Linked DNA regions of Homo sapiens: region 2 is linked to region 1. Evidence: read pairs that join two places in POLR2A ChIA-PET (ENCODE). Cell type or tissue: Panc1. All regions are shown on one strand. Each heading gives the region's core, and the rest is flanking DNA. Links, peaks and the distances in the headings are about the cores only. Region 1 holds the start of LOC105378416 (a long non-coding RNA gene). Region 2 has its middle 150 kb from the start of PTEN.

Region 1 (16,862 bases), core at 3,276-11,275:
CAACAAAATCAATGACATAGGTCCTCTACTAGGGCCACCAGCTAATTTTCCTCAGTTCCAATTTCCTAATCTTTAAATACCCTATTGATATCTGTTCATTTCACCAACAGTCATTCTACCACTACGTAATTATCCCTAGTTCTCTAAGCCCTTCAGTAATTTGACCACTTATAAAACTTGAATGAAATATGAATGTTGTCTTTTTCTTCCTGTGTTTCTAAAAATACCTTCCACTTGACAATACATGATAACATATGCCATCACAAGCACACTTCAAAAGTATGATCTACACAGCACAGGGGAGTCCCCTCAACTCAACAGGGAGTTCTTTGGGAATTGGTTCTAGGAGTTGGTCCATTTGAGGCCATGAAAGTTCCGTGTAGAAACAAAGGTAAAGGCTGAACTTTCTCAGAAAGAAATCATAGAACCACCAAATGCCCAAGCTCAAAGGAATTCCTGGAGACCACAAAACCAGCTAACTCATTTGACAGCTGAGGATACTTTTGGATAAACCAGGGAAGGTATTTAAAATGCTCAAGTCCCAATAACAAGGAAGGGGAAGCCAGGCCAAGACTCAAGCATTCTGATGTCCACACTCTCCTCTTTCTACTGCTCCACACTACCTCTCAATGAGCATTACCATTACTGAATCCCACAGCCTCCTGGACAAGCTTGCCTGGCATTGGCAGTGCCAGGCATTGGCAATGTGTTTAGCCAGTAGTTTAGACAACCCACAGGAAGAGGTGAATGTTCTTTGCTATGCAAGTGCTAACCATCTCAGGTTACTTTCAGACCAGTAATTCCACGTGGCCTTTATGAGAAGACTCAAAAAGTTACTTATCCAGGACCTTGTAGATAATTAATAGAATAATTAATTAGGGGCAGAGTAGAGACTAGATTCCAGTTCTCCTAACTTCCTATATAGCATACTTTCTCCTCCTTTAAAGTCTCCCATGCAGAGAAATCTCAAAGAGGAAATGATGGATTTCAACATTCAAGTCTCAAACCAATCATTTTGAAACCAACATACTATATAATATCCCATCCTACTTGTCTAACGTTGGCCAAAACAATCTCCTTCAGCTGAAACCTTCCTGGTCCCAACTTTTCCTGCTAAAGGCAAACACAAATCCAGCTAAAATAACTGCTACTGCTGTTGTAAATATTGTTAGCACTTGTAGGGCTCCACAGAATGAGAGGTAATTCTCTTTTTATGTGCAGCAGTAGCAAGGGTGTTTAAATGTCATCTTTATTTTGACAGTATTTCAGAGAAAGGCATTAATGCCACATTCTATTTAGATAAATTTTTATTATATTGAAGGCCAGTGCCTTTCCATATTGGATTCTCTTGATGGACAAAAGACTCTGAAATAGCACCCAAAAAAGTATTTTTTAAAGCACTATTGTTCTTATGGAAAAAAAATTTAATTCTGACAACAATGTATAGAGAAGGGTAGCCTGGCAGAATTGCATCAACAACGTCAGTGATTTAAATTTAGTTTTACTTTAACTCATGGCCCTAACACCTTCATTCTCCAAAGACTCCATCCCTGACTAACAGTCTCAATTTCTATGTGGTTTTCTTTTTTACATGTCATGCCTAAGATGTAATGAGTAGTTCAGCCTTTACACAGATTATCAGGTGAATTTAGCAAATGGTACACACAGAAAGAAGGTCCTTTTCCAAAAGAGAGAGAAAGAGAAAGAGAGAGAGTGCAAAGAAATAAATTCTCCTGGTTATTTAGTGCTGGTAAAGAGAGTATCAATTAGCATAGCCCGTTTAAAACCATGATGGTGAAACCAAATTAGAGCCAGAAAATGTTCAATCTTTTTGACAGTCACTCCTGGAAATAACTCCTAGAAAAGTTATGTAAGTAGAATATTCATTCCAATGTTAACCAGAATGGGGAACAGAGGCTTATATGCATGAGAAAATAAGGATGTCCATTGTCATGTTGACTAAAACAGAAGAAGGGTTGTGAGACAAAAACTGGAAAAAACCTCAATATCCAACAATAGAGATATACTGCAGTAAAATAGAGTATCAATGTGATTACATGTGCAGCCATTGAAAATAATTACAAAACTTATTAAAAATATTTTTAAAATGAAACATTCGAGAATACAAAAGAATATGTACGTTTTAATTATAGTAATTTTAAAATATGTCATTCCCTGCTTCAAAGCCTTCAATGGCTCACCACACAATCTCCTTAATATGGCCATTAGGCCCACCTTTGTCTGGTCTCTACATACCCCTCCAACCTTAACTCACCCCACTCCCTAACTGCCCTGGCTCTGAGTGTTTAGAGACCTTAGAAATTGCCTAAACATGTCACCCTCAGTGATCATCTGAGGCATCACTTCTTTGAGAAGGCATCCGTGACCTTCCCCACAGCAAGGCTTTCTATGTCAGCACTATCACACTGCATTGCAATTGACTGTGCACTTTTCAGTTGCCCCAAGTGGACTGTGAGCTCCTTTTCATCTGAGATCTTGTCTATCTTTCTCACAGCTGTGTCCTAGAACCTGGCACAGTGCCTGGCATATGGAGGGGCTCAACAGATGTGCATTGGATGGATGAAAAAATAAAAGAATGATCAGTGAGTGAATCAGTGAAGGAACCAATGAGCAAATATCATTGCTACTAGCCTCTCTGCTTCCCACTTTGAGTGAATAGCTGAATGCATGCGGACCTGTGTTCAACGCGGCAAATGCAGACAAGAAGAGAAGATAAAACATAAGAACCTGTGAATATTGGGGTAATTGAGCTGACCTCATTTTCAAATAGTTTTTAATATTGCGGAGAGTTTTGGGAGGTAAGGGTGTAGCTTTATTGAGATATAATTCACATACCATACAGTTCACCCATTAAAATTGTAAAAAACAATGGTTTTTAGTATATTCACAGAATAATAAAATCATCACCCCAATCAATTTTAGAACAGTTTTATTACCACAAAAAGAGTCCCCCTACTGCCACATTCATTAGCTATCACTCCCCACCCAATCTACCCGTCCTCCTCAGCCCTAAACAACCACTAATCTTCAGCCTCTATTGATTTACCTATTCTGGATCTTTCATTTAAATGGAATAATCTGATATATGTTCTTTTGTATCTGGCTTCCTCCACTTAGCATAATATTTTCAAGGCTCACCCATGTTGTAGCATGTATCACTACTTCATTCCTTTTTATGGCTGAATAATATTCCATCGTATGGACATATCATCTTTTGTTTTATCTATTCATCAGTTGATGGACATTTGGGTTTTTTTACCTTTGGACTATTATGAATAATGCTGCTATAAACATTCATATATAAGTTTTTATATGGGCACAGTATTTTCATTTCTCTTGTGTATATAGCTAGGATGAAATTTCTGGTTCATATAGTAACTCCGTTTAACTTTTTGAGGAACTGCAAGGATGTTTTCCAAAGTGACTGCACCATTTCACATTCCCACCTTCAGTGTATGACTCCAGTTTCTCCACATCCTCACCAATGCTTACCCTTCTGGCTCTTTGATTATAGCCATCCTAGTGGGTATGGAATGGTACTGTGGTTTTAGTTTGCATTTCCCTGATGACTAATGACATTGAATATTTTTATATGCTTTTTGGTCATTTGTATATTTAATATTATTCAAAATCTTTTTTTCAGTTTAGAAAAATGTTTATAATGAGGAATAGTTTCTAATAAATAGGATGTACATAGGAGATCATTCTGAGCTTGTAGTGATAACCACCAAAGGTAAAAAGTACAAATAAGATGGCTTAATGACCTATACTGGACAAAAGAGATAGCAAGCTTCATTCCTGACTCTGGGCAAGTTTCCTAGCTTCTCCAAGCCCTGGTTTCAACATCTGTAAAATGGAATACTAACAATATCTATATGATAGGTCTGGTGTGATAGTTAAATAAAATTTACATGTAAAACACATAGCATAGTCCCTAGCAAACAGTAAGAACTCAATAAATCTTTGGTGTATGAAACTATGGTAATTAAAATTAATCATTTTTTTTAGCTACAGGACTTATGGGAGGCTTTATTATGCAAATTTGCATTATGATTCTCAAAGAAGAAAGAATTTGTTTCCTAAATTTAATTGATCATGGAATCCTTGTTTCATAGGTCGTCTGGCAGAGCAAGTTGTCTAGGAACATGCCCTGGGAAATGCTAATCTACCTCTTCTCTCTTTAACCGACCAGGAAACTGAGACCATGAAAAGAACTACCCAAGATATTTAGTCACTTGATAACAAATCCAAGGAGAGAACCCAAGTTCTCCTCTTCCCCTATTCTTCAATGAAATGCATGAACCCATCACCTTGAGAGTGGGACAAGAAGAAGCCTTGTGTCCACCTGCCCCATACTCCATCTGTTTGGTCCACAAGCTCGGTCCCCACCCTATCAGGCCCATCCTCATATTGTCATGGGCTGGAGCAAGAGTACAAATGGAGGCCCACGTGACATACGTCTAAATGTGTAACAGATGTAAGTCAAGTTGACAAACTGCTGAGGAATATATGTTTCATCCTCCTGCCTTGGCAAGTGAACCTTCATAATGACCTGAAAGGCCAAGTTGAAATTCAGAACCCCTCAGAGTTCCTCAGTGAGCGTGACCCATGAGAGAGGGGATCCTGGAGCCTGAGGCTGCATCCCACTTCCCGCCACCCCTGGCTCTGTCCCACACTGCAAGCACCTTGTTAACATGCAGATAGACCCCTCTGGCCACATGTCCAAACTTCATCCACAGGCTGTTGTGACAGCAACCTCCCAAACCCCTTCAGAACTAGGGAGTGTGCAGGCTGTCAGCAGGATGGACTCTCAGGAAGTCAGACCCAGGAAGAGACCTGGGAGTGAAGTTGGGTTCAGGGCTGTTTGGGCAGGAATATGGGGTCCCAGGCACCTGAAGTCTAGAGGGGCATGGGCTCTGAGTGGATGTTGTCCCTCAGTCCTGCAGACTGAATGCCCTGCAGGAAGAGGTATAGCACGAAGGGGGCCAGAGCACAGCTCTACCGGAGCTGCCCATGTTCAAGGGCAGTGCTGTTCACTCTGCCCATCTGAACGCCACAAGGATTGTTTCAGGGAAGATGCCTGAAAAGAAACATCTGTGAAAATCAGATTGCAAATCCCTTTCCTGAACCATGAGCTTTTTAACTGAAACAGCCCTGCAGCCCCACTGCAGGAGGGTCAGCCCAGAGATTCATGAGCAGCTGCACTGGGATGGCTTCATGTGACACACTGAGGCATCAAGAAGGGCATGCCAAGGTGACCTGGGGAGCCTTCTTTCAGGCCTCCACTACCCCCATTTGGTAAATTCGGGAAGATTAGTAAAAATTGAAAGGAGACTCAAGGCTCACATTATCTCTGGATGGTTTGCTACATGTAAATAATCAGAACTTGATGGTAGAAAGCAGATTGTCCATTATCATTAGTATGATTTCAGCCTGCTTTATGGCTCCTCAGTGAGTTGAAAACATATTTTTAGATTTAATATCAAAACCTGTCAGAATTTCTTTTGTTAAAGCTAACAGAATGATACAGGTCAGATAAATTATTATAAGAAATTTCATTAAGGAAGTGCCATATGTGGCACTATAAAAAAGACAGAGCAGCACATATGGCTAGGAAGAAGGGATGGCACTGTGTCCCCTGCACGTGCATGACACCGTCACGCCCTTCAGCCCCTGTCACTGTGGCCATACTTGAATGGGAAACCCCTCCTCCATCTCCATCCCTGCCTTATGCTGTCCTCTCTCCCCCAAAACCTGTGTTCTGCTGGTGCCCCAACCCCGGAAACCTGACAACCAATTTAATTTTTGTCTGCAGAGGACTTGGATAACAGGACTTCTGATATCCCAGGGAATGGAAACTTTCAAACAGGAGACAAAGAAAATGGATAGACAATTAAACGCAGGGCCCCAAGTCAGATTGAATGCTCTCTCTCTCTCTCCTGCTTGGTATCAGGGGTTAAGAACACCAGTTCTGGTATCAGACTAGCTAGGTTTAGGTCTTGATAAATCAAATCTCACCTTGAATTGTAATCTTCATAATCCCCATAATCCCCACGTGTCAAAGAAGAGGCCAGGTGGAGGTAATTGAATCATCGGGGCGGTTTCCCCCATGCTGTTCTCGTGATAGAGTTCTCACGAGATCTGATGGCCTTACAAGGAGCTCTTTCCCCCTTCACTCGGCACATTTCCTTCCTGCCAGAAGGTGCCTTGCTTCTCCTTCACCTTCCACTATGATTGTAAGTTTCCTGAGGCCTCCCCAGCCATGCTGAACTGTGAGTCAATTAAACCTCTTTCCTTTATAAATTACCCCCATCTCAGGCAGTTCATTATAGCAGTATGAAAATGGACTAATACAGGTCTCTACAACTCCTTCATGTGACAGTGTGCAGGCTGCTTCATCTCAGTAAGTCTCACTTTTCTCATCTGTAGTATGGGGATAATAATATCCATTTCTTCAGGTGCCCGCTGGGAAAACTAAATGAGAAAATGCGTGTTAAAGCACTTAGCATGATGCCTGGCAAAGAGTAAAAGTTCAATCCATATTTATAATTGTCTTCATTTGTATGTCATTTACAGACAATAGCTTTGGTGGAAAAACATACAATTTAAGTTAGGAAATCTGTATCTACCACTGGCTGTAAGACTTTGGCTAGTCGGTTCACCTCTCTAGACCTTCATTTCCTCATCAACAAATTGGGGATAATCCTACCCATCTGGCAGAGTTGTTTCAAGATTCAGGGAGCTACTGAATGGGGAAAGTGCTTGCAAACTATAATGTGATACGCAAGCATAATTTAATGTAATCATCTCCAAGCTATCCCCGAGCCTCTGAAAATGCTGGACAGTTGCCATTTATATGACTTTCTTCCAAATATGGACTGTCCAGGCAGTCGAGTAATAACTAAAAGCATCCTAAGAGTCTAATGATACAAAGCATCAAAACAAGTCAGAAATGTAGAAGCCCCGACTCAAAAGGGTCTGAGATGTACAGCAGAGGCGTGTTCACAAAGGAGCTGCCTCGCTGATTGCACTTAATAGCTTAGCATCCTTCAAATAGGTTATATATATATATTTAAAGCCCAGAAATTGATATTCAGCAGCACAGCTTCCTTTCAGGCCTAGAGTCTATAATAGTTTTGTCCCTTGAAATCATAGCTCAAGAGATAAACCAGTCTGGGCCTCTGAGATGCACAATGGCAGCCATGCTTGGCTAGCCAGATGCGTTCGAGTTTTGCTGATGGAGGATCTGACCACTTGGCTCGGATCATGGAATTTTTCAACCTTCTGGTCCCAGCTCTTGGCTAACTATTATGCCCTCGGAAGGCCCTTCCAGCCTGGTCCTTCTCCAAGGGTAAGTGAGCTGATTACTTACATACAACTCCTCTCTTGGACTCTGAGGCTTGGAGGGTGTTGAGCATTTTATCTTGAATCTCTTACTTTATGAAATCCTCTAGGATATATAAAACAGGAAAATGGAAAGGGAGAATGAGTGTTGAAGAAAAATGAAAGAAAGGAGGAGAAAACAAATGTTCTCCCTGACTCTGCTTCACCTCTTCAGGTGAAGGAGGAGGAAGGGTGCTGTCAAAGTTGCACCAGAGCCAGTTCTGAGAGGGAAGCACTTTGGGGAAGTAGCAGCCTGCACAGCTCAGGGGAGCTGCTGACTCCTGGAGGAGGTGGCCCCTGCCAACGCAGACCCAGCCTTAGCTGGACACAGAAAGGGCAGGATCTTTGGCTCCTGTGGTATCAGAAAGAGGTGACAGACACATGCCTGGAGCAGATTAACCTCAGGCAAAATGGAGAGAGAGGCAGAGCTGAAGTGGGATTACAGACCTCCTCTGCTCTGGTCTTTACCTCAGTTTCCTCTTAGCTGTGGGAAAAAAAAAAACAACCCTCGTGTGTAATTTGAACATTTCTATTCATTGGGTGGTGACTAAGGCTCAGCAGCCCTGAGCCTCTTCCAGCCTCAATTGCTGTCTCTCCTCAAGTTCTCTTTCCCTCCCCACCTGCCTCGCGATGCACAGGTTCCTTCCTTTCTCCTTTCTTTCCTCAGTCCTCTTGCTGCTGTCTCCACTTTCTCCTGCCTCAGACTCTTTCATTCAAACCCTTCTTTCCTGTTCACCCTCCTTCCTGCTCCCCCTCCTTCCTGTTCCCCTCTCCTTCTTGTTCCCCCTCCTTCCTGTTTTCCCCTCCTTCCTGCTCCCCCGCCTTCCTGCTTCCCTTTCCTTCTTGTTCCCCCTCCTTCTGCTCCCCCTCGTTCCTGCTTCCCCCTCGTTCCTGCTTCCCTCCTCGCTCCTGCTTCCCCCCTCGTTCCTGCTTCCCCCTCGTTCCTGCTTCCCCCCTCCTTCCTGCTTCCCCCATCCTTCCTGCTTCCCCCTCCTTCCCGCTTCCCCCCTCCTTCCCGCTTCCCCCCTCCTTCCTGCTTCCCCCTCCTTCCTCGCTCCTGTCCCCTTCTCTCTCAGTTCCCCTCCTCCTCTGTCCTTTTGCTGTCCTAGTCTACCTTTCCTGTTCTTGTCCTACCGCTTCAAGATGCCCTGGTGGGGACTTTCTGATTTCTCTGTTTCTGGCTTCTAGAACTTTGAAGGTAATTAAAATCATATTCGTATATGTATCTGTCAAAAGTCCCCAATATTGGTGGGGAAAGAATTAGGCAGGGGAAATGGTGATTCATGTTTAAATAAGTAAAATAAGTATAATAAAACCACTTTATAGTAAATTTTCTAAGATTGCAGACTACTTTTTATATTTCTTGTGGTTTCCATAGAGCCTAGCATTGTGCCTAACACATAAAAAATGCTCAATAAGTATTTGTTGAATGAGTGCCTCAACCAATGAATGTATGAATATGGAAACAAAATGTGGTTTATTTCATTTAAGCACATATAGCCACAGTGTCAATTGAGCCAGAAAGCAGGGATGTATGTCTTTAAAGAATCTTGGAAATCCTTGATGGAATGTACCTATTCACTTATAATTAGCATAAGTATTATTAAAATGTTGCCCTCTTCAATGGGCTAACATTTTCCTTGTTTACATTACTAATTTTCTTGGCAAGCCTTCTTTCACAAATACAGGTCAATCCCAGCTACAAGTTCTGTACACAAAGCCGCTGACTCTGCTGGTGTCCCGTGTTGACACTGGATTACTTTACCCATCTCCTCTGCACCTAACTGGTTCATCTGCAGGATTCATCTAACTCATCCTTTCACAAATGTTTCTCTTATGCTTCTTTGTGCTAATCTTTATGCTGAGTACTTCACATATATCATCTCATTTAATTCATACAACCTCTGAGGAAGGCATATTATTATCCTTACTTTTCAGATGAGGAGCCTGAAGCTAAAATTGATCAAGTATCTTCACCAGTTTTCCCAGTTTGCCTACCACAAAAGTAGTTCCTGGCATGCAGGCCTTGTGGTTTTCAAACGAGGACGGTCCCAGGCAAGCTGTCCCAGTTTGACTGGGACCGGGGAATTTCCCAAGACATGGGACTTTCAGTGCTAAAGCTGGGAATGCCCTAATGCACACTGGAAGAGTTGCTCACCCTACTCTAGTCATGTGCCCAGGGCCATTAGAGTCAGGATTCAAAACTATGTCATCTGATTTCAAGGATCTACTTTTAAATAGCCTGCCCTGCCCAGCCGACCACTAGTCCTACATTTCTAGCTGCTTCAGAGACATCCCACAGTTACCTCACACCCCAAATACCACCCTCTAAAACATCTCTCTTCCCTTTAAGCAAACTGTGCTACTCTGTTAAGTAACATCTAAAGGTATCCTTATAATCACTTCCAAATTTCTCAAATCCTTCCCTCCTTTGCTTTTCCCTTTACTAGCACCCTGGTCCAGGTCTTCAGCGCCTGAATTCCCACAACCAAATTGTTTCTCTGCCTCCAAGTGTCCACCCTGCACATCATCCTCAGATTTATTCCTTAAGAGGGTAGACATGAAAGAGAATTCACAGTCCAGCCTTGTATCTGACATGTTAAAAAGCTAAGGCAAAGAGAATTCAATAGCGCCTCCAAAGCTGCATCAGGGCAGAGCCCAGTATAGCACCCACATCATCCTCACCCACAGGCCCGTGTACTTTCCAAAGCACCTACCCTTGCCTCTCCTGTGTTTCCCTTTGGCCACAGAGCAAGTCCAAATTCTGCATCTGAAAACATTTCAGCCTCCTGGTCCTACCTACAATTCTACCAAGTACCCTCTCTGCTCTGCTAAGTTTGTCTGGCCTTTGCAGCTGCAAACCTCTGGACCACCTCTGCATCTTCTCTTCTGTTTTTGCCCACCTACTTTCCCTCCATCACTGAGGAGGTTTTTAGTGAGCACCTATTATGGACAAAGCCTCTCTCTAGTGAAAACACAGAAGAAGACACAGTCCCCAAAACAAACAGCTTTCACTCTGGCTCAGGTTTCACTTCCTCATGACCCCTCCCCCAACCCCTTTCCTCATAACTTTCCAGAATACACATTTTCGGTACCAAGACTTTTGGCATTTAAGCTATTGAATCCAATTTTTTATCTGTTCCATGTAGGTGGGTCTCAATTTCTTAATAAGACTGTCAGGTCTTGGATATAGTGATACTGGAGAGCCTTTCTTCCTGCTCCCCACAAGACATCTGACCTTGTGATGGGTGTATAATCACTGCTTGACAATTTCTTGTTGAGCTGAATTAAATTGGTCACAACAGATTCTCTACTACAAACCATCCTATGCAACATTTTTTTTCTCTGATTCCAGTGTACATAGCAGTCATTCTGCCAAAGAAAAACTTGACTGCATATTCTTTTCATTGCAGTCTAGAAGGGCAAGAGCTGACATCAAATTGACCCACTTACATTTCTTTTTCCACTACTAGGGAGGAACCCACCTCCTTCCGTGCTCTTCCTCCTCCCCCAGACATCTCAAAGAACCTAATCACCATCTTCTGAATCCTCCCTGTCACCTTCCGCCCCCTCAGCCAAATGCACATACCACCTCAAATACTGAACCGCAACTCAGATTTTTAAAGTTCAAGAATGAAGAAGAAGAACCAATTGACTCATTTTTCCTTGATTCAAAGTGCTGTGGGTTTTCTAAAGCAGCCCCGACACCCCTTATGTGGGCCTATTTCTGCAGCCAGGGCAGACCAAGGGGCTCCTACTTCCCTAGCCAGATTGAACAATGAACCATAAATTACACAGCCTTGATGTGTGACCTTGGGCAAATAAGTCGCTTCACTGCTCTGGGCTTAGGATTCCTCAGCTACAAAGGGAGGCGCTTCTCTGTGGGCTGTCTGAGGACCCCTCCACTGGCACATTCTATGACTCTGATTTCTTTCTCACTCCTAGATTCCCTCCACAGAGCAACCTGCTCCAAGAACAACTCCAGGCCCAGTAAATCTTCCCTTGCCAACACAGCTCTACCGCTGCCAGTGCAAAAGGTGGAAAGATGATTTCTTTTCTTTGTTTTGTTTTGTTTTTAATAAGTTTCATGCTGAGAAAAGCTCATGAAAACTGCTAGTTCACCCAGGATGGAAAGACACCCCCAGTAGAAGGGCAAACAGAGCTCAGGGGCTCTTAGTTGCCCTATGGAGGCAAAGTGACTCTAAAAGCTTTGTCAGTTTGATTTCAGTGGCTCATAGGATTCTTTGAGCCATTTGCCCTCTCAAAATAGACAGTAAGTAGACAATGAGTAGGTCCTCAGAAAAGCCACTCCTAGTTTTGGTATTTTGTGGATTCTTTATTTGGATGACACACAGGGCATCAGTTCCTATTGGCCTTTTCTTGAATAACTTGCTTACAAAGGAGAAGGAAATGCTGCTTAAACCACAATTGCCTTCCATGGAGAGCAGCTCTTCATAAATAAGAAACCCTTTGAATCTGCTGCGTACCTTGATGAGTTTGGATATGCAAAATGGACCCAGAGCAAGATGTGGAAAGAAAGGCAGGGAAGAGTTGAATTGCTCCGCATAACTAAAAAGAAAAATTGGAATTTGTCAGGAGAACCCAGGAAGGATGAGGATGAGAAAAAAGAGAGAAGGCTGGAGAGAAGAACCAGCAATTTGAATGAGGCTGAGGCTCTATGTGGGGTGCAATGGCCAGTGAAAAATCTCAGGGATGGGAAGGCAGAACTTGGATGACTATTTTCATATGTGGCTGTGTGCTGTTGCAATAAGACCGTCTCCATCCTCCTCTTAAGTCTACTCTAAAATCTTCTCTGCAAACTTTCATGAATAAGTGGGGATTTTTGTTTGTGTTGGTGAACTCAGGGAAGAGGCTCAATTTCAGGTATGAGTCAACATGGATTAGAACAACAGAAAGCATAGAGCCACAAATTTAAAAAGCAGGAGTTAGAAGCCAGGAGTGATTACAAGACAGTAATCCCCAAGGAATTTGGAGAAATTGTGAGATGCTCACAGTGTATTGAGTTGGTGGTTCAAGCTTATGTTTTCTAAATACCAAATGGGAAAGAAATTTGGAATTTGTTGGAAGAATCCAGGAAGGATGAGGATGAGAAAAAGAGAGAATAATGAAGAGAAGAACCAGCAATTTGGATGAGGCTGGGGCTCTATGTGGGGTGCAATGGCCATGCACATGTGTGTGAATGCACACACACACACACACGAGTGGAAAAAAAAATCTTGAAGAAAAGGCCGAGGGAGAATATTTGACCAGCCCAGGTACAGGGGAAACCTCACTAAAAATGAGCTGCTGCTCCCTGGAATCTGAGGGCTCTTCTCTAAAGATAGAGCAGATAGAGCCTTGGGCAGATAGAGCCTTGGTTCCTGGCTAGGCAACGAAAAGGCAGCATCAAGAGAAGAGGCAGCTGCTGGCTGCAAAGGAGTGTGGATATGCAGGCCAAGCGCTGTCCACAGTGAAGGAAGTTAACCAGGAGATTGTGATCAGATGAGGTATGAATTTCTCTTGATGGTTCTGTGTTTTATATAGAATATTTGGAAATGTCTAAAAATCATAGCACCTCAAAGTTGGAAGACAGCTTCCCCCCTATAAACAGTCACTGTTAAAGCTATTAAAGAGTGTGAATGTACATTAGGAAAAACTGAACCAAGAAAGAGACCCGGGAGGGTTTGATGGTGGGAAGAACCAAATTCCTGCCAACCAGAATAGAATCCCAGAGAAAAATGGATGCTAGCCAGAGAAATAGCCCCTTCCATAGATTGTTATCTAGGGAGAAACAGAGGGAATGAGGAGGAGTCCAGCACAGCCTCAGACAGACATATCTGGGCTCTAAAGCACCTCCCTTTCTATGTTTTATGTCTTTAGTTTCATTCATTTTTTCGCATATATTTACTGAACATTCAGTACAAGCCAGGTACTTTTCTTGATGTTAGGGAGACAGAGATAAAATAATCAGATAAGGCTTTGTTCTCTTGCATTTAACACAGGCAATAAACAAGAGGGAAGAACATGAATGAATAGGATTTAGATGCCACTAAGTATCCTATGAGTAAAATAAAGCCGACACTTGTCACGAACAGTGACTTGGGACAGGGCCTGCTTTAGGAAGAGTGGTCAAGGAAGGCCTCTCTGAGGAAGGCTCCTCTGAGTTGCAATAGAAGCAATGAGAAGGAATCAGCCTTAAGAAGACGTTGGAGAAAGGCATCCTGAGCAGAGGGGAGGAAATGCAAAGGCCCTAGGAGGGCAGGGGGCAGGCAGGTGGGGTGGAGCTGGAGAAGCGCATCTGGAGTAGAGGCTGAGAACAAAGCCCAGGGGCAGGTCCTGCAGGTCCCTGAAAGCCATGATGAAGCCAATCAAAGTGGGCAGCCATCTGGTGCACCGTGGCGGAGAGGAGTTTCCTTCCTGCACTGGAGGAGGCCACTTCTCCGAGAAGAGATGCATGGAGTGAGCTCTGCACCCACACAGGAGACTCCAGGAGTGGTGCTTACAGCGAAGAGCCACCAGATGGCTCCATGAAGAGATGGCCCACTTTGCTTTCTCCTGCCATTGCTGACGCTTTTCCTGTTGTAAGGTAGAAGCACTTTTTCCCATTGAACGAAAGCTTCTTCAACAATCAGCCACTTTCCTTTCCTTTTTTTTTTTTCAAACAAAATGAACCAATAGCAGCCAGTAAGTACAACAGGGCAGGCCAAATAGAAACCATCTTTGCCATCCTGACAGCTAAAATAAACAACTCCTCCTAACCAGGGGGCTTCCTCTGGGCTCCATTCCTAAGCTCCCCTTTTCTCAAAGTGCTGTGCTCAGTCCAACAGGCTGGATCACCCTCCTTTCCAGAAAGTCAATCCTAGGAAAAAGGAATGCCTAGCCCAGGCCACAGGCCAAACTTTAACTCTCCAAGTAGATTACCCAGGAAGTAATAACATCTGAGCACTTAAACAACTCACTGTGACAGTGTGCATGAGAACATGGGGCTGGGAGAGCAAGAGGAGCTTCAGAATAAAAAGGCAGACAGGATGGTGGCTACTTTCACAAAGGTTTTCTTGCAATAGTATGTATTAGTAAATCAAGTCAAGAATCGCTCCAGACTGTCCAACGCCCACCAGCCCTGGAAACTGTTGTTTGGTGTGAAAGAAGGAGCTTCAGAGAGCAGCACACAGCTGGCATCAAGAAGCAAAGGTCTGCAGGACTTGTCAGTGAGTCTAATGAACTCATCAAGGAGCCACAGGGCCCAAGGCTTTTCAGGACACTCTGAAGAGTCAACAGGGAAAAAAAATAGCCCATCTTTAAGGAGCCTGCAATCAAATGTTGGTCATGAGAACTCTTGCCCAATGGAATTTTTTCCTTCTTTTTCATCTGTTGGAATTAGTCTCTCCCTCCCCTGAGCTCCCACAGTACTTGGTCCATATTGTAGTTATACCCAGACCTGTGTCCCTCAGTAGATGGAGAGCTCCCTGAGCCCAGGCCTACCTGTCATCCACATTTGTGTCCTCTCACCCACTCAGGACCTCCCATAGAGCCTGGTGCCTGGCTGGCCCTTCACAAATGCTCATTGAACTAAATTTTGATGTGGAAACAGGAAGCCCAACCACAGGGCCCAGGGGAGAGTCTGTGAAGTGAGTGAAGCGTTGAGTTACATTGGATCTGAAAAGTACTCTTCTTAGCACTGACAAGGCCTAGCACATGGTCAGCCCTTAATAATGGTGTTTTGTTGTCTTTTTTTCCTCCTATGAGGTAGGATTTAAGAAGCTTAAAAAAATTTTTTTTGAAGTTCTCTTTTCCCTCAAATCCCTCCCCTCTCCCTGACATTATGCCTATAATCTCTAAATGAGTCAAACTAGTGAGATAGGGCAGTGAAGGGACCTATGTTAAATGAAATCTGGGACGGCAACTTGTGTGGATATTATTATCCCCTTATGGAAAATGAGGAAAACGAAGCTCAGAGAGGCTAAGTAACTTGGCTACTGTCACACAGTTTGCAAGTTGCTAAGCCAGGATTTAATTCTAAACCTGACTTCACGATAGTCCTGCTGCCGCTGCGTTAGGCCAACCTTGCATGGTGGCATGGAACCAGAGCAGAGCTTCCTAAAGTGGGCGTCTGTAGGGGGATCATGGATTCTCTCCAAAATGCACATCTCAAGGTTTCACCCTTACCTACTTAAGTCAGAAGAAAGATCTGGGAGAGAGAATTGCATGTTTCTTTTCTTTTCTTTCTTTCTTTTTTCTTTTTTTTTTTGTTTTGAGACAGAATCTCACTCTGTCGCTCAGGCTGGAGTGTGGTGACGTGATCTCGGCTCACTGCAGCCTCCGCATCCCAGGTTCAAGCAGTTCTCATGCCTCAGCCTCCCAAGTAGCTGGGACTATAGACATGCACCACCACGCCTGACTGATTTTTTTATATTTGTAGTAGAGATGGGGTTTCACCATGTTGACCAGACTGGTCTCGAACTCCTGAGCTCAAGAGATCAACCCGCCCCGGACTCCCAAAGTGCTTTGATTACAGTTGTGAGCCACCACACCCAGCCAGGATTGCATTTTGATAAGCTCCCCAGGTGGATTCTTATCCCCATGTTTGAGAACCACTGATCGTGGGACAAGAATTAAAAGTCTTTGGCTCCTTTCTCCTATAAGAATGGCCATAATCAAAAAATAGAAAAATAATAGATGTTGGCATGGATGTGGTGAACAGGGAACACACCTACACTGCTGGTGGGAAGGTAAACTAGTACAATGACTATAGAAAACAGTGTGGAGATGCCTTAAAAAACTGAAAGTAGAACTACCATTTGATCTAGCAATCCCACTACTGGGTATCTACCCAGTGGAAAAGACGTCATTATACAAAAAAGACACTTGCACACGCATGTTTATGGCAACACAATTCACAATTGCAAAAACATGAAACAAATCCAAATGCCCTTCAATCCATGAGTGGATAAAGAAACTGTGGTGTGAGTAGTATGATGGAATACTACTCATCCATAAAAAAGAATGAATTAACGGCATTCGCAGGACCTGGATGAGATTGGAGACTATTATTCTAAGTGAAGTCACTCAGGAATGGAAGACCAAACATCGTTATGTTCTCACTCATAAGTGGGAGCTAAGCTATGAAGATGCAAAGGCGTGAGAATGACACAATGGACTTTGGGGACTCTCGTGGGAAAGGGTGGGAAGGGGGTGAGGGATAAAAGACTATAAATTGTGTGCAGTGTATACTGCTCGGGTGATGGATGCACCAAAATCTCATAAATCACCACTAAAGAACTTACTCATGTAACCAAACAGCACTTGTTCCCCAATAACCTATGGAAATAAAAAAATTTTTTTTTAAATATCTTGCTGTGGAAGTGGCCAGTAGTGAACTCCAGTGGATCCTCCTCCAAGAGTCAAGAGAACAATTTTAGGAAGCTGTGCTCCGGGTCAGAAGGACAAACACTCCCTTC
Region 2 (16,862 bases), core at 3,769-11,768, 110 kb after region 1:
CACTAGTCTTTGATGGTGGTTCAGACATTGTGGAATGGTCTTTAGGATTTTCACCTCTTTAGTAGAGCTGCCTATGGCTTCTTTCTTTCTTCACCCACTCTCTTAAAGTAAAAAAAACATGAGTCAGAGTCATCACTAAAGAGAAAAGTCAAACAGTATTAATGCTCTAGAGACATCAAAAGTATTATGAAAAGGAAGTGTTTGAGTGGAAAATATCCACCTATGGAAATAAAACTGCCAGCATCTGAGCGTAAGTATGAAACCCAGTTAATGGATGTGAGAAATGGTGAGAAGCTCTTTACCATGGAGTCAAGTCTCTGGCAAATGATCTTGGATGAATCCAGTTTGCACTGGGATTTGAAACTTTCCATGCTCTTGTATTTCATCAGCTGCTTTGAGTTACTTTTAAAGAAACACATTTTTAATGAGAAATTTTTGACAGAGAATAAATGCAGATGTAATTCTTTGGAACAATTGTTTCCTTTGTTGATGGATTTTTTTTCCACAGTGCCCACTCACAATTAAATAAAACAGTAATTAAAACCCTAAATCCACTCAAAATTATTGTTTCATCAGTCACCTCCAGAGATCCTTCTAATGTCTTTGTGGAAAGAATGTCTTAACAGAGATGCAATGTGCTAAGACACAAAGCCTTAGATTTTTCAAACTTGGAGTAATAAATTCTAAATACGCAAGAACTTTTTAAGTGACTAGAAAATTATTACAATGAAATAAAAACCCAAGGCTATACGCCATAGGATAGCTTAATCCCCTTGGGAAAAAAAAAAGACTGTTTTTTTTTTTTTGAGATTTTTATACAAATTACAAAAACATTGAAAAATTTAGTGATATATATGTTACAGACATAGACCAATACACTTCTCTTCATGCAGACATGAAACTCAGCCTAATTTAGCCATGACATAGTGCATCTTTCTGGGTATCTCCCTAATGGAGACAGGGTGTATTTAAATCTGATGTTCACTCATCAATTGAGTCTTTGAAGCTTCTTAAACTGATTCAAGAATGAGTTCTCCTCCCCTATTTCTTCCTCCTCCTCACTTCCTTCTCCTTCTCTGGCATTCTCCACTTTCCTAAAAGTACCATTATCCTGCCAACAACACAAGCAGGCAACTTCCAAGGGTAACACAGACTGCTTCTTTTCAAGGCCTACTTGAGCCATTTCTCTGTAATTTAATTTCTTTTTCATCTGCTCTCTTCCTGTTCTCCTTTTATTAAAACTACATTATTATTGTTATTATTATTATTGATTGAAATGGGGTTTCCCTTGTCACCCAGGCTGGAGTGCAGTGGTGAGAACATAGCTCACTGCAGCCTCAACTTCCTGGACTGAAGCCATTCTCCCGCCTCAGCCTCCCATGTAGCTGGGACTTCAGGCACATGCCATCACTCTCAGCTAATTAAAAAAAATTATTTGTAGAGATGGGGGTCTCACAGCATTGACCAGGCTCGCCTCAGACTCCTGGACTCAAGGGAACCTCTCACCTTAGCCTTCTAAAGTGTTGGGATTACAGGCATGAGCCACCACACCCAGCCTATTTTCTTATCTTGCGCCAGATCTCCCAATGTCCACTCCTTCCTCACTCTAATCCTCACAACACAGTGTTTCCAAGTTAATATTCCTAAAGGCAGCTAATGAATCACTCCCTCCCTCACTCATGAAACTCTGATACTCACTTTGCCTGCCTAGAGGCCATTACAGGGGTTAAGCCGCAATTTACTTTTTTGGTTTAACATGCGTCTTCCTCCATTTGTGTACCCTTAGCCCCACAGCTAAACTGAATTGTCCTTAGTTTTCCACACATAGTGGCCTCGACCCTCTCCAGATCTTCACTCATGCTATTTTCTCCACAAGGGATGCCACTGCTCTCAAGTCAGCATATCTAAATCCTATCCACCCTTCAATTCCCAATTCAAGAAAAGAATACCCTATGAATTGGGCCTTGAAGGATGGCTGCAGGTTCATAAGAATCCTAGAGTGTTCAGAAAATTTCTAGAGCTGATGTCTATCACATTCAAGCTTTCTCTTTCTGCACTCAGCTGATTTCAGACATTTCTCTAAAATGCTCATTTCCTACTATTAATTCTTACCTTTTTTTCCCCTTTGATCTTTTGTTTACTGAGCAAATGAACTGAGAAGTGAGTATCGCTCATATAAAGAGTTCTGGAGGTGCAAGTGGATATGTCAGAGACAGTCTACCCAGCATCATTTGTAAATTACCAATCACTCACATCTTGAAAGCATTAGTTAAAACCTTCTTGAGGTGATGGAAGATAGTCATGCCTCTTGAGTAGGAGTGTGAAGAGATCTCAGCCCTGCCAGTAAACCCTAAATCCTCAAGCTCTGGGCATTCCCATCCTGCACCAAGAAATTCACACTCCAATTCTATAAGGTTTCCTATGATGAGGAAAACAAATTAAAAGTAACTGGCTGGCACTAAAGACAGAGTTTTAAAGTTTCCACTGCCTGCCTAAATGTGGATTTCCCACATTGCCCATATCTTAGGCCAGGTCTTTTGATTGCAAGAACACTCAAGTTGACACATACAAAGGATTAATATTATGAGAATACATAGGAATCTCATAGATTCCCAAAGACGGTAAACTATAATACATCCTGGTGCCTCATGAGAACTGGAGCTTGGGAAGCAATAGGAACCATGGCCACTTAATGTGTAGGACTTCTCTGCTTTTCTCAGCACATCTGTTTTCTTCTCTTTCTTACCATCCACTGTCCTCTGCTTTCTCAGTCTTTTCTCCCTCAAAACTTTAACTTGTACTTGGTCTCTTAAGATCCAGCCTGCCCCAACTTCACCTGTGATACCTAACTGGCTTAGTCTCTCAGTGTTCCAATTCTTCCTTGCTGAGAGAGCAATGTGATTCGTTTAAAAGCATTTGGGGGTCCAGGTACGGTGGCTCATGCCTGTAATCCCAACACTTTGGAAGGCTGAGATGGGCAGATCACTTGAGGTCAGGAGTTCAAGACTAGCCTGGCCAACATGGCAAAATGCTGTCCCTACTAAAAATACAAAAATTAGCCTGGCATGGTGGCACATGCCTGTAATCCCAGCTACTCAGGAGGCTGAGGCACAAGAATTGCTTGAACCGGGGAGGTGGAGGTTGCAGTGAGCTGAGATCATGCCACTACACTCCAGCCTGGGTGACAGACCAAGACTCTGCCTCTAAAATAAAAATAATAGAATAAATAAAAGCATTTGGAGGAAGGTCACTAGCCTATGGTTGGGTCACCCTTAAGTTAGCTTGTTATGTATATGTGTGAATAGGGGCAGTAGGAATGGGGATAAATACCATAACTATGACCACTCACTGTGAGCAGCTTTTCCTCTCAGAAGGGAGCTGTGGTTAGGGCAGGCTGTGAGACTCTTCACTGGTTCAAGTGGCAAAGGTGCTGGAGGTCTTGAGTGTGGCAGCCCGGAAGTCTTATCAGAGTTTCCTAGATCTACCTCCATGGAATATACTGTTGGGTAGCAAGAACATCCTGAATACTCTCTCACAATTTGGGAAACTAGCCTACTAGGCTCATCTCTAGGGCCTAGTTTTTAGGCCATTGTCTTATCCTGTAGTTAAATACTAAGAAAGACATTTGCAATCATGCACTAATGGAAAGATGGCTCAACTTCCATGACTGCTACATACTTAAAAAAGAGAGAGAGAGAGGTAGAGAGAGTTTCCCACACATAATTCATTAGCCTTGTGTTTAGTTAGAAAGGTTCAGGATGTTCCTTGTGGAAATTGTGAGCATAGGCGTCAACTGGGCACATTCATCAAACAGTATCCACAAAAAAAGCATTTGCCCATGGCCATCGAAAATCCTGAGACTTAGTTCTAAGAGTTTAAGCTTTAAAGAAAATTGCCAAGTATGGTGTATTTCAGAATCAAATCCCCTACTCAAAAAGCAAACACACGCTATGGGGAGGGAGTACAGAAGCTACATCAGAGAGAATCTTCATTAATTCTTCCCCTGCATCCCTTTTTGGCATTTTGAACTGGCAAAGAGAAAACCTGTGATGTCTGTGCCTGGTTATTTCATCGATAAAGAGCCAGGGTCATGGTTTCTATCCTGTTACCCAATTGGCTTCGTTTTGTCCAATGGCTACAGCATGTACCTTGCACTCTAGCCAGAAAGCTGACTCTCTGCAGGGCCTTGTTTTATTTGGGGATGGACTGGGATTTTGGAGAGTGATGAAAATTTTTTTAACATGATGGGAAAGACAAAAAAAATAAACAACTAGAAAAGCACACTTCTGTCTATCCATTTTGCCATCTTCACTGGCTGAAGACACCCTTTTGCTTGTCAGGGTCTTGCTGTTCATCCTGCACTGCAAAGACAATAGGGTGATGATGAAAGAAAACCATGGAGAAAAGGATGACGGTGATCTCCCTCAATTAGGAAATCTATTTATTTTAATAAGTCAAGGGGGGTGAAGGAAGACCTTCTGAATAAAGGTCAAAAAGGAATTTGATAATAATTCAACAGCAATACATAGTTTTTTAAAAATTACTTAGTAACCTAGAAGTAAAGGGAACAAAGATATAACTCAAATGAGATAAAAAATGTCTACAAAACCAGCAGCAAATATTCTATACATGTACAAAATTGAGCCCTATTAACTTTAGTAATAAGGATACCCTCTGTCCCCATACACATTCAACATGGTCTGAAATCTCTAGCCAATAAAATAAGATCATGGAAAGGAAAAAAAAAGATATCCTTTTTGGAAAAGAGATACAAATTTTTATTGTTGTTTTGTTTTGAGACAGTGTCTCACTCTGTCACCCAGGTTGGATGTAGTGGCGTGATCTCGGCTCACTGCAGCCTTGACCTCCCAGGCTCAAGCCATCCTCTCATCTCAGCCTCCCAAGTAGCTGGGACTACAGGTGCATGCCATCACACTCAGCTAATTTTGTTCATTTTTTTGTAGAGACAGGATCTTACTATGTTGCCTAGGCTCAAAGTCTTGGGCTCAAGGGATCCCCCTGCCTTGGCCTCTCAAAGTGCTGGGATTACAGGTGTGAGCCATTGCACCGAGCCTAAAGTTGCTTTTATATAATATCATTCCCTTTCTAAAACACTCAGAACAATTAATACAAAACTATTAGTCCAAAAAAAGATAATTTAATGGGGCAGAAAGTTATAAAACAGGCATAAAATTTTTCTTAAATACAGCAGCAACTATACTGGAATTGGTTCAAGATAATAGACTGAACACAGATGACCGCTGATCCTCCCATCCAAATATTTTTAATATTACAAGGATAAGCCCAACAAGCCCTGGAAAATAGGAGAAAGTCTCATCAGTGACTAGAAATCATGAGTAATTGTTTGAAAATAGAAACATATGCAAGAGAAAAATACTATAAAGACTAGAAGAGCACACAACAACCTCAATTGAGATTGAATAGACACAAGGACTGGAAGGTGCCTTGGGTCAATCAACTTGTGATTAATACTTCATAAGCAAATTTCACTAATGAGCTCATACAAATAGACTATTTGAAAAACTGAATCCAGCAGATTATTAAGAGAATAAAATGTTATGACAAAGTAGAATTTACTCTGTGTATTCTAAGTAAAATATGTAGAATTTATTTTATGTATTCTATGTAGAATACAGGTAGAATATTCCTGTACAGGTAGAATACAGGTAGAATAACAATAACAGATCAAAGTAAATGATATACAAATTTCAATAGTGCTTAAAAGCACTTGGTAAATTTCAATACACATTTCAATTTTAAAAGGAAAGAAACTTAGAAAAGGAATAAGAGGACATTTCTTTAACTTAACAAAAGTTGGAAGGGAATATAGTAGAAGCCTATAGAAAGCACCATTTTAATGCCAAAACATTTTAAAATTCCCATTAAAGTAAAAGATATGGTCCAGGCACAGTGGTTCACACCAGTAATCTCAGCACTTTGGGAGACTGAGGTGGGAAGATTGATTGAGGCCGGGAGCTGGAGATCAGCCTGGGCAACATAGTGAGACCCTGACTCTACGAAAATAAAAAATTTACTGGGCATGGTGGTGCACACCTGTAGTCCATGCTACTTGGGGGGCTGAGGTGGGAGGATCTCCTGAGCCCAGGATGTTGAGGCTGCAGTGAGCTGTGATCCTGGTACTGCACTCCAGCCTGGGTAATAGAGTGAGACCCTGTCTCAAAAATAAACAAATAAATAATACAAAGCACCAGAAAACCTGCCATCCCTGCAATCGATAAATATTTTACTAGCCATGCTAACAAATTAAATAAGATAGGAAAAAACTTTTAATGAAATATGTATATGAGAAAGGAAAAGACGTGATGATTCTTTGAAGATAATATAATTGTCTACATAAAGTAACAAATTAGGGGAATAAACTAAGAAATTTCTGAAACTCATCTGAGAGTAAATATGGCTAGTACAAGACCACAAAATTTAATAGAATATCTAATTGTCTATAATAATCAGTTAGAAAGTTAAAAGAAAAAAGATACTGTACTATTCCTAAAGCAACAAACTTGGAATAAACCCAAGAAGAAACATTCAAGAATAATATGAATGACATAAAAGAAAATCTAAATAAATGAAATATACTGTTGTTTTAAATAGAAATTGTGGCGGGTGAAGCAACTTCACTTTGGATGCTACTTCACCAGGTTGGCTTCTGATTAACCCCAGTTCCAAGAGGGCTCTGAGAGTTCCAGTTTCTCTACATTGTCCCTTGCATAAAAGCAGGTACTTACTACTATAAATCCTGCCTGTAGGTCAAACAATCTTGATGTTCTCGTACTTCAATGGCGCTACACATCTCTTCCAAACCACCCCTCTCCTATGGTATATAAGCCCTGGGCCTCAGGGGTAATGGCACAAAGAACTCACCATCTCATCCTGCCCTGTCTGAGACCCAGACATGGCTTCTGTTCCTAAATCCCTGTTAAAGGTTTCTTTCTGAGAAACTAGATTTGTCAGCCTCTTTCTTCGGCCTCTCAGCTTCCTTGAACTTTAGGATAGGTTTGCATACATCTGCCCACTGCAAAACAGAAAATACATTTTTTAATCAAAATTCCAACACAAACTTTTCTGGAAGTTGACGAACTGCTTCTAAATTTTATATAAAAGAAAATGAGGGTTGGGCATGGTGACTCACATCATAATCCCAGCACTTTGGGAAGCCGAGACAGGAGGATCACTTGGGGCCAGGAGTTTGAGACCAGCCAGGGCACCACAGTGAGACCTCATCTCTACCTCTACCAAAAAAAATAAAAAATAAAAAAATTAGCTGGGCATGGTGGAGAATGCCTGTAGTCCTAGATGCTAGGGAGACTGGGGCAGGAGGACTGCTTGAACCCAGGAATTGGAGGCTGCAATGAGCTATGTTTGAGCACAACACTCCAGCCTGGGAGATAAAGCAAAATCCTGTCTCTAAAAATTAATGAATTAATTAATTAATTTTAATTTTTAAAAAGAAGATGAATGAGAGAAGCCAATAATTTTTTAAATAACAGTAAGGGAAAACTTTTTTTTTTTTTTTTTGAGATGGAGTCTTGCTCTGTCCCCCACGCTGGAGTCCAGTGGTGCAATCTTGGCTCACCACAATCTCTAACAAAAAGCCAAGGTTAAAATAGGTAGTATTAGCTAATGAATAAAGAGTTAGCCCACTGATACAAAATATTCAAAAATGCTACATGTCTATGGGAGCTTAAAAATTATAAAAGTAAGCCAAGCGTGGTGGCTTATGCCTGTAATCCCAGCACTTTGGGAGGCCAAGGCAGGCGGATCATGAGGTCAGGAGTTCGAGACCAGCCTGGCCAACATAGTGAAACCCCATCTCTACTAAAAATACAAAAAATTAGCCAGGCATGGTGGCAGATGCCTGTAATCCCAGCTACTCAGGAGACTGAGGCAGGGGAATCGCTTGAACCTGGGAGGTGGAGGTTGCAGTGAGCCGAGATCGCGCCATTGCACTCCAGCCCGGGCAACAGTGCGAGACGCTGTCTCAAAAAAAAAAAAAAAAAAAAAAGATTGTAAATAAAGTAGCATTTCATGGGGAAAGTATAGTTATGATATTATAAAAATGGATATTCATTAGATCACTACCTCGTGCCATACTAAAAATAAATTCCAGATTGATTAAAGAACAAAATATTTTAAAATAAAGTGTAAGGTTAAAATACAAAAAGTATTTTTTTAATCTTATAAATCTTTCATGTGGGTCAGAAAACCCAGAAGCCAAAACCAAAAATGATGGCATCAATTGTATAAAAATTTAAATATGTGTCTGATAAGCACCATAAAAATGTTAAAAGACAATCAACGGACTGAGAAAACATATAACCAACAATGCATAACTACTTACGATTCAGAAAAACTAATTACAAATAAGTAGGGAAAAGACAGGCAACTGCATTGAAAATAAGCAAAAAATTAGAGCAAGCAAGTCACACAAGAAATACAAATAGATGATTTGCTTTAAACATAAGATTTGCTTAACCTCACTAGAGTCAAAGAAATGCAACTTAAAACAGTAAAAATAACTTTTCCCTAAAATATAAAGAATAAAAAGATTAATAGCATCCAATATCAGCAAAGTTATAAAGAAACTTTATTACTAGAAGTAAAATTTAAAATCCCTGGCAAAATCCTTTTGCAGAGCAATTTGAAAGCATGTGACTAGCATTTCCACAATTTCGGAAAATACAAAGAAGCTTGTATAAAGATATTAATTGTAATTGAAGTATTTTATTTAATTGTAGTACATCTCTTTTATAAACTCAAGTCTGCTGACATCATAGGCACTTCTCTTTACCATTCCTCACTGCTAGGCCAGTGGGTTGATTTTTCAGCTTCTGTTGCTAAGAATTCAGTGTTCTAAGAGGCACAGAATATAACAACAGCAAAATTCATCACCTACTTCATTGCCCAGTCTCAGCAGCAGTTTGACTATTCTAAGGGTCAGCTCAGAGTGCCTGTGCTGACCGTGATGGCTTCAACATGAATGCTACTATGACCCAGTTGATAACAAGAAATTGGAAAGTGAAGATCCCCACTGTTTATTGAAATTTCTGCCTATGGATGCAACTCAATTCAAAAAGCATTTATGTAGACACTGCATGGAGTCAGGTTGCCGAGGATGCATGGATAAGCAAGACACAATTTGTGACCTCAAGGAATGTATGTCTTTGTTTTTGCTTTCTACTTAGATGCTTAGTGATAATTGTGATTCCCTGGGCAAAAGCTAGTTTTTCTAAACTAGTGTTTCTCAAAGTAAAGTGTCAGGACCAGCAGCATCAGCATCTCCTGGGAATGTGTTAGAAATGCTGATGCTCAGCCAGGCGCGGTGGCTCATGTCTGTAATCCCAGCACTTTGGGAGGCCGCAGTGGGCAGATCAGCTCAGGTCGGGAGTTCGAGACCAGCCTGGCCAACATGGCGAAACCCCGTCTCTACTAAAAATACAAAAATTAGCTGGGCGTGGTGGTGCGCGTCTGTAATCCTAGCTACTCGGGAGGCTGAGGCAGGGGAATCGCTTGAACCCAGGAGGTGAATATTGCAGTGAGCCGAGATCGCACCACTGCACTCCAGCCTTGGAGACAGAGTGAGACTCCATCTCAAAAAAAAAAAAAAAAAAAAGCTGATGCTCAGGCCCAAACCCAAACCTACTGAATCAGAATCTCTGAGGGGCAGTGGGGGATGATCCAGGTGATTCTGATACACAATTAAGTTTGAGAACCACTACTCACTACTCTATTGGAAGCATTTAAACAATGCCTAGATTTTTTTCCTTGCAAAAAATTTGTTTAAGATTACTTGTGAAAACAAAAGACACCACTGTATAATTTGTATATGGTATTTGAGTGGCACACATTTTGCACATATGGCTTCTGGAAGCATACCATTATTATGAAGCTACCCTATATGGAATGTTCCTTTCGTGGAACTTATTCATTTATTCCTTGATCAGTGCATGATTTATTTCTTGAGTTCCTATTTATCTGACATTATAGATAACATTGCAATGAACAACTTCATATCATATATATAAGGCTTTTTTCTGAATTAGTAACATGGGATAAATGTTCAGGCATGGGATAACTTCGTGGGGAAAAAGAAGAGGGGCATCTTTATTATTCATGCTGCATGTTGTCATGCTGCTTTCCAAACAGGTTTGTCCTCAAATGATGCCAGCTGCCCTGTGAGTGTAAGTTTTATCACCCACTTCCCCACATAGGGCATAATCATTCAATTTTGATATGATTATGTATAAAATGTTGCCTCGAGGCTGCTCTATTCTACTTTCTTTGCTTTCTAATGAGGTTGTAGATGTTTCCCACGTGTTTCTTTAATATTCACATTACTGCTTGTGTGACGCATCTGTGGATGATTACTTGGTTATCAAAAATAGCACTTCTAAAAATACCCACTCAAGAAGTCCCTACTACACCCTGGGAACAGAATTGTGTTCCGGGTGTTCAAGAGTGTGGAATTAAGCTCCTTAAAGATAAGGAATAATTTCTGAGTCAGTAGGTAGAGCTTCTATAGTAGTATGTGAGTTTGGCCAGGATTGCTGCTAGCAGTCTGTATGAATTAGAAAATAATAACAATAATAAGCCAAGGGCAGTGGCTAATGCCTGTAATCACAGCACTTTGGGAGGCTGGGTCAGGAGGATTGTTTAAGGCCAAGAGTTCAAGACCAGCCTGGGCAACATAGTGAGACCCTGTCTCTTTAAAAGAGAGAGAGAGAGAGGTCTCTTTGCAGTCCTATGCCCCAGGCATGAGTTTGATGAACAGAGGATTTTCGGTCCCCATTTGTTCCCTAGCCCAGGTGCCCTTGAACAGTGAACAAGCTGCTTGACCTTATCCTACCACTCAGAGTCTGTCACTCCAAGTTCCTATGCAGAACTCCTCATTTTCTGAAAACCAAAATGAAGCAGAAGGAATCCTGCCATTTCCTCATTTCTAAGGCCTAAGTTTCCTGCACGGTGGCTTCAGGTTTGAGTGGCGTCCCCACCACTTCTGATTGTCTTTTCTGTGGTTTGGAAGGAAGCACTGTGCTTAGGCAGGTTGGATCCTAATAAGGACCCAGGAGTTGGAGATCATCTCTTGCCATGGCTCTTGAAAATAAGTGCCACGTGTGTCACTGTTTCCCATTAGTGACAGTGGAGAGCATATTGCTAAGGTCATTCCAGCAACCTAAGGAGACTCTCTCCCTACAGCTCTCCTTCCCATCGACTTTGGCACTTTCAAAGATCTCTCTACCTCTACCTCGCCTCATGCCTGACCACTGACCTCTTACTAATTCTCCTTATTCTTCCAGATGTTGACACTCCTTTGTACCATCAGCATAACACACTCAAGCCTTTCCCAGGTTACAACAAATATCCTTTCAGCCTTTCTTCTAGCTACTGACCTTTCCCCTTCTCTTAATAGCTGAACTTCTAAATGATTCCTATACAATAGCCTGAAAGTACATGTCCCCTCAAAATTTATATGTTGGAATACTGTGTTAGTCTGTTCTCACAGTGCTAATGAAGACATACCTGAGACTGGGTAATTTATAAAGGAAAGAGGTTTAATGGATTCACAGTTCCACATGGCTGGGGAGGCCTCACAATCATGGCAGAAGGCGAATGACAAGCAAAGTCATGTCTTACATGGCAGTAGGCAAGAGAGAGCATGTGCAGGGGAACTCACCTTTATAAAACCATCAGATCTCATGAGACATATTCACTGTCACAAGAACAGCACAGGAAAGACCTGCCCTTATCATTCAATTACCTCCCACCAGGTCCCTCCCACAACGCAGCGGAATTATGGGAGCTACAATTAGAGATTTGAGTGGGGACAAAGCCAAACTATACAAAATACTAATACCCAATGTGATAGCATTAAGAGGAGGAATGTTTTAGGAAGTAATTAAGTCATGAGGGCTTAGTGACCTTATTTTCAACAGGTTGAAAGGAGTTGCCTTGCCCTTTCTGCTCTGTGAGGACACATAGAAGGCACCATCTCTCAAGAATGAGCCCTCACCAGACACGAAATCTGCTGGTACCTCAATCTTGGACTTCCCAGCCTCCAGAACTGTGAGAAATAGATTTCTGTTGTTTGTAAATAACCCAGCCTAGAGTATTTCCTTATAACAGCAGAAATGGACTAAGACACTACTTCTTCACCTCCCATTCACACTCAGCCCATGGTAATCTGGCTTCCAATACAATAATTCCTCTAGACCAGCAGCTTAACTCCTTAACTGCCAAACCCAACAGACATTTTTCAGTCCTATTTTAATTTGTTTAGACTTGAAATTGTTGATCATACCTCCCTCCTTGAAGCTTTCTCTTCCTCACTTTTCTTGATTCCATCACATGAGAATATGTATGTTCCATAAAGACAGAGATCTGTCTGTGTTTTTCACTAACATATCCCAATACCCAGAACAGTGCTTGACCCATAATGGACTCTAAATAAATATTTATTAAATTAATTAGTTATTCGTTCCTCATTCTCTTATTAATCTAGACATTCTCTCAGTGTCCTTCTACCTCAGTGCTCAGCTTTGAAAGACCAAATAACTAGCCTGGCGCAGTGGCTCACACCTGTAATCCTAGCACTTTGGGAGGCCGAGGCAGGCGGATCACCTGAGGGCAGGAGTTCAAGACCAGCCTGGCCAACATGGTGAAATCCCATCTCTACTAAAAATACAAAAATTAGCCAGGCATGGTGGTGCGCACCTGTAATCCCAGCTACTCGGGAGGCTGAGGCAGGAGAATCACTTGAACTCGGGAGGTGGAGGTTGCAGTGAGCCGAGATCACGCCACTGCACTCCAGCCTGGGCGACAGAACAAGACTTCATCTCAAAATAAATAAATAAATAACAATAAAGACCAAATAACTGAATGCCAACTTCATTGCTACTTCTGGCACCCCTGAACTTGTGCATACTGACAACCATGTGATCACATAGGTTTCCATCATATTTGACCACATCACAGTAGTATAGAAAAAGTCTGTCATTCAGATTTATTGTTAACATCAAAATACTCACTTTCAAATATAAACGTTTGACATGTAACAGAGTGAAAATCTTGAAAACTATATATGCAGAAATTCTATCAGTTAGTTGAAAAATATGTATTACTACAAAAGTAAAATTATAATAATGTCAGTTGTGAAAAGCTGTCTATTTTCACATACAAAAACAATTAAAATATTTCAAATAGTTAAATAAGGAAATATAATATAAATACTAACTGATTTATAATAGTTTATAAGTGTAAATGGTATACTAGCTAGATATCTTTAGCAAGAATATTACATCCTTTGAATCAAAACATGTTTATATTGGCTGGGTGCAGTGGCTCATGCCTGTAATCTCAGCACTTTGGGAGGCCTAGGCAGAAGATCACTTGAAGCCAGAAGTTCAAGACCATTCTGGGCAACATAGCAAGACCCTCTCTCCACAAAAAAAGTTTTTTTTAAAATGAGTCAGGTGTGGTGATGTGTGCCTGTAGTCCCAACTACTTGGGAAGCTGAGGCAGAAGGGTTGCTTGAACCTATGAAGCTGAGGCTGCAGTGAGCCATGATCATACCACTGCACTGCAGCCTGGGTGACAGAGAGACCCAGTCTCAAAAAAAAGCTTATGAAATTTTAAATAATAATAACACAAGTCAAAATGGTAAAGGTAAGATATAATGTTAGTCTTTGTGGGATTTCTTGGTATAGTTGCCCAAGTCAGAAACCTTGGAGTCATGCTGGACCTGGCCTCCAATCTCACCAACTACAGCCAACCATCTTTCAGATGCTGTTGACTCTATGTCCTAAATAGCAATTTATTATCTCCCCTACTTTTCTCTATCCCCACTTCCACTGCCCCCAGCTGAGATATTCATGTTTTCACCCAATTTCTTATGTCACTCTGTGTTATTAGGATAGGCTGAGCAATGGCAACAGATCCAAATACACAATGACTCAACTTATAAGTAAACACATAAATGTTTACTTCTGGCCCACTTAACAGTCCAGTATGTGTTTCAAGACAGTAGGGAGGCCTATTCTGGTGACAGCACTAGTATCTCCATGACTTGGTTTCCAAGATCTCAACTCAGTCAGCCAGCATAAAACCCAGCACACGTGAGGTTTTAATGGGCCTGGACAGAATACAACACAACTCACTTTTGCACACATTCCATAGACTAGACTAAGGTCACATGACCACACCTAACTGCAAGAGAGACTGAGATGTGTGGTCTGGCTGTGTATCCAGGCAGAAGTACATTTGGTGAAAACAGCTGGTGTTCTCTGCCAAATATCTTTTATTTATTCATTTTTCACATTGCTACCAGAGTGGCCCAACATTGAACCTAGATCATATTTGGTGAGTGAGTGAATGAGTGAATGAGCAAGTGATCAGATCAGCTATCAAGATCCTCCTCAAAATTCTCCAATGCCTCTTCATCAACTATAGGGTAAAAATGGTAACTTCTTACTTTTACTGTTCTGCTACTGATTACCTTTCTAGCCTCATTTCATGTCATTCTTCCCCTCTCATACTAGTATTAATGAAACTGGACCATTTGTCGTTGCTTAAATAAGCCATATTTTCTCGTATGTTATGTCTTTACATGTACATTTCTCACTTTTTCACCTGTAAAACTTCCACATATCCCTCAAGCCTCAGCTCAAGAGTCCCTTCATGTTAGGAGCATTCTAGTTCCACTCTTTAATTATACTTAGATATACAATAAATTTTTTCTTCTTTTTGAGACAGGGTCTCACTTTGCCACCCAGGCTAGAGTACAGTGACGTGATCACAGCTCACTGCAGCCTCAATCTCTGGGCTCAAGTGATCCTCCTACATTGGCCTCCCTAGAAACTTGGACCACAGGTGCATGTCACCATGCCCAGCTAATTTTTTTTTATTTTTTGTAGAGACAGGGTCTCACTATGTTGCTCAGGCTATACAATAAATTATGTTAACAATAGTCACCCTATTGGCCAGGTACGGTGGCTCATGCCTGTGATCCCAGCACTTTGGGAGGCCAAGGTGGGCAGATCACCTGAGGTCGGGAGTTCAAGACCAGCCTGACCAACATGGAGAAACCCTGTCTCTACTAAAATTACAAAATTAGCTGAGCGTAGTGGCACATGCCTGTAATCCCAGCTACTTGGGAGGCTGAGGCAGGAGAATCACTTGAACCCAGGAGGCGGAGGTTGTGGTGAGCCAAGATAGCACCCTTGCACTCCAGCCTGGGCAATAAGAGTGAAACTCCGTCTCAAAAAAAAAAAAAAAAAGTCACCCTATTATGCTACAAAAGACTGGATCTTATTCATGTTTGAGGGGTTTTTTTGAGACAGAATCTCACTCTGTCACCCAGGCTGGAGTGCAGTGGCACAATCTCAGTTCACTGCAACCTCTTCCTCCCAGGTTCAAGCGATTCTTGTGCCTCAGCCTCCCGAGTAGCTGGGATTACAGGTGCAGGCCACCATGCCCAGCTAATTTTTTGTATTTTTAGTAGAGACAGTGTTTCACCATGTTGGCCAGGCTGGTCTAGAACTTCTGACCTCACGTGATCTGCCTGCCTCGTACTCCCAAAGTTCTGGGATTACAGGAATGAGCCACCACACCTGGCCCTAGAACTTATTCATTCTAAATGTATTTATGTACCCATTAACCATCCTCACTTTATCCTCCACTCCTGCCACTCTTCCCAGTCTCTGATAAGCATCATTCTACTCTCTATCTCCATGAATTCAGTTTTTAAAATTTTTAGCTCCCACATATGAGTGAAAACATGTAAAATTCATCTTTCTGTGTCTGGTTTATTTCACTTAATGACTTCCAGTTCCATTCATGTTGTTGCAAATGACAGGATTTCATTCTTTTTATGGCTGAATAGTACTTCATTATGTATATGTACCACATTTTTTTATCCTTTTGTCTATTGATGGACATTTAGGTTGTTCATGAAGTAAATTTTGTCTATGCTTGAGCTGATGGATACCCCAATTATCATTATTTCATCATTACACATTGTATGCCTATATCAAAACATCACATGTACTCCATAAATATATAGAACTATTATGTACCAATAATAATTATAAACAAAAAATTTTAATTAAACAAAAAGAGTCCCTTTCTACAGGAAGCCTTTAGCAACACTCCACCTCAGGTTCTATCCCCAGCAAAGTTGGAAGCTAACTCCTCCCCCAGCTCAGCAACCTCTACTCTGTAATTGTCACTTTGCCTTGTTATTCTATGCTTGCATAATCTGTGTCTCTCTAGGAAGCAAGCTGCTAATGGAGAAAGCAATGGGTGTGCCATCTACTCTCTCCCTAACAGCAATGGGGCAGCCACCATTTAGGTAGGCTTAACATTTTCCATTTTGAATCCCATCAGCTTGTTGAATTCCATCACCTTCTGGAACTACAGCCAAAAATAAAAATCAACATATAGGGACAACCACAAAGAAAAATACCAAATTTACTCTTCTTGAGTAGATGGCACCATCATTATCAATTGGTTACTCAACTTACTCAACTCAAGCAGGCGCCCTGGGAATTACCTTATCTCCCCTCACCATTTACATTTAGTTCCCCAAATCCTACACATTCTACATTGTTGGCATTGCTAGGTTTCCCTGCCCTCCGTCTGCTATGCAGTGGCAAGTCAAAGAAAGGAAAGTCTTCTCCTTTCTTTACTCCTCCTAACTCACCTCCCTCTCTTCAGTCTCTTGCTCAGTACATTTTCACGTGGCGTAGATCTGTGTAGAAACTTTCAATGACACTCTCGCCAGTCCTGGCCAATGCTCATGCCTCATCCTAAGCACAAGGCCGATCCTG

Evidence for each region. Peaks named below come from ENCODE experiments on the same cell type or tissue, not always from the same donor. Only the 100,000 strongest peaks of a DNase experiment are listed, where the experiment ranks them.
Region 2: POLR2A ChIA-PET joins it to region 1 with 12 read pairs; 3 of 35 experiments call an interaction of 5 or more read pairs at or near these places.

What each region holds. Positions count from the first base shown.
Region 1 is chr10:88,111,593-88,128,454 of GRCh38, reverse strand. LOC105378416 (a long non-coding RNA gene) reads right to left here and starts at 8,142. Exons shown (of 3, transcript XR_946178.3): 1 at 8,025-8,142; 2 at 7,394-7,471; 3 at 2,811-6,495. RefSeq lists an enhancer at 13,601-13,940. In Panc1, for the core only: a CTCF peak has its summit at 10,014; no DNase peak of the experiment used is centred there.
Region 2 is chr10:88,006,435-88,023,296 of GRCh38, reverse strand. No RefSeq gene overlaps it. Among named protein-coding and RNA genes, the nearest start is that of PTEN, 150 kb to the right of the region's middle. RefSeq lists an enhancer at 16,048-16,605. In Panc1, for the core only: no CTCF peak of the experiment used is centred there; no DNase peak of the experiment used is centred there.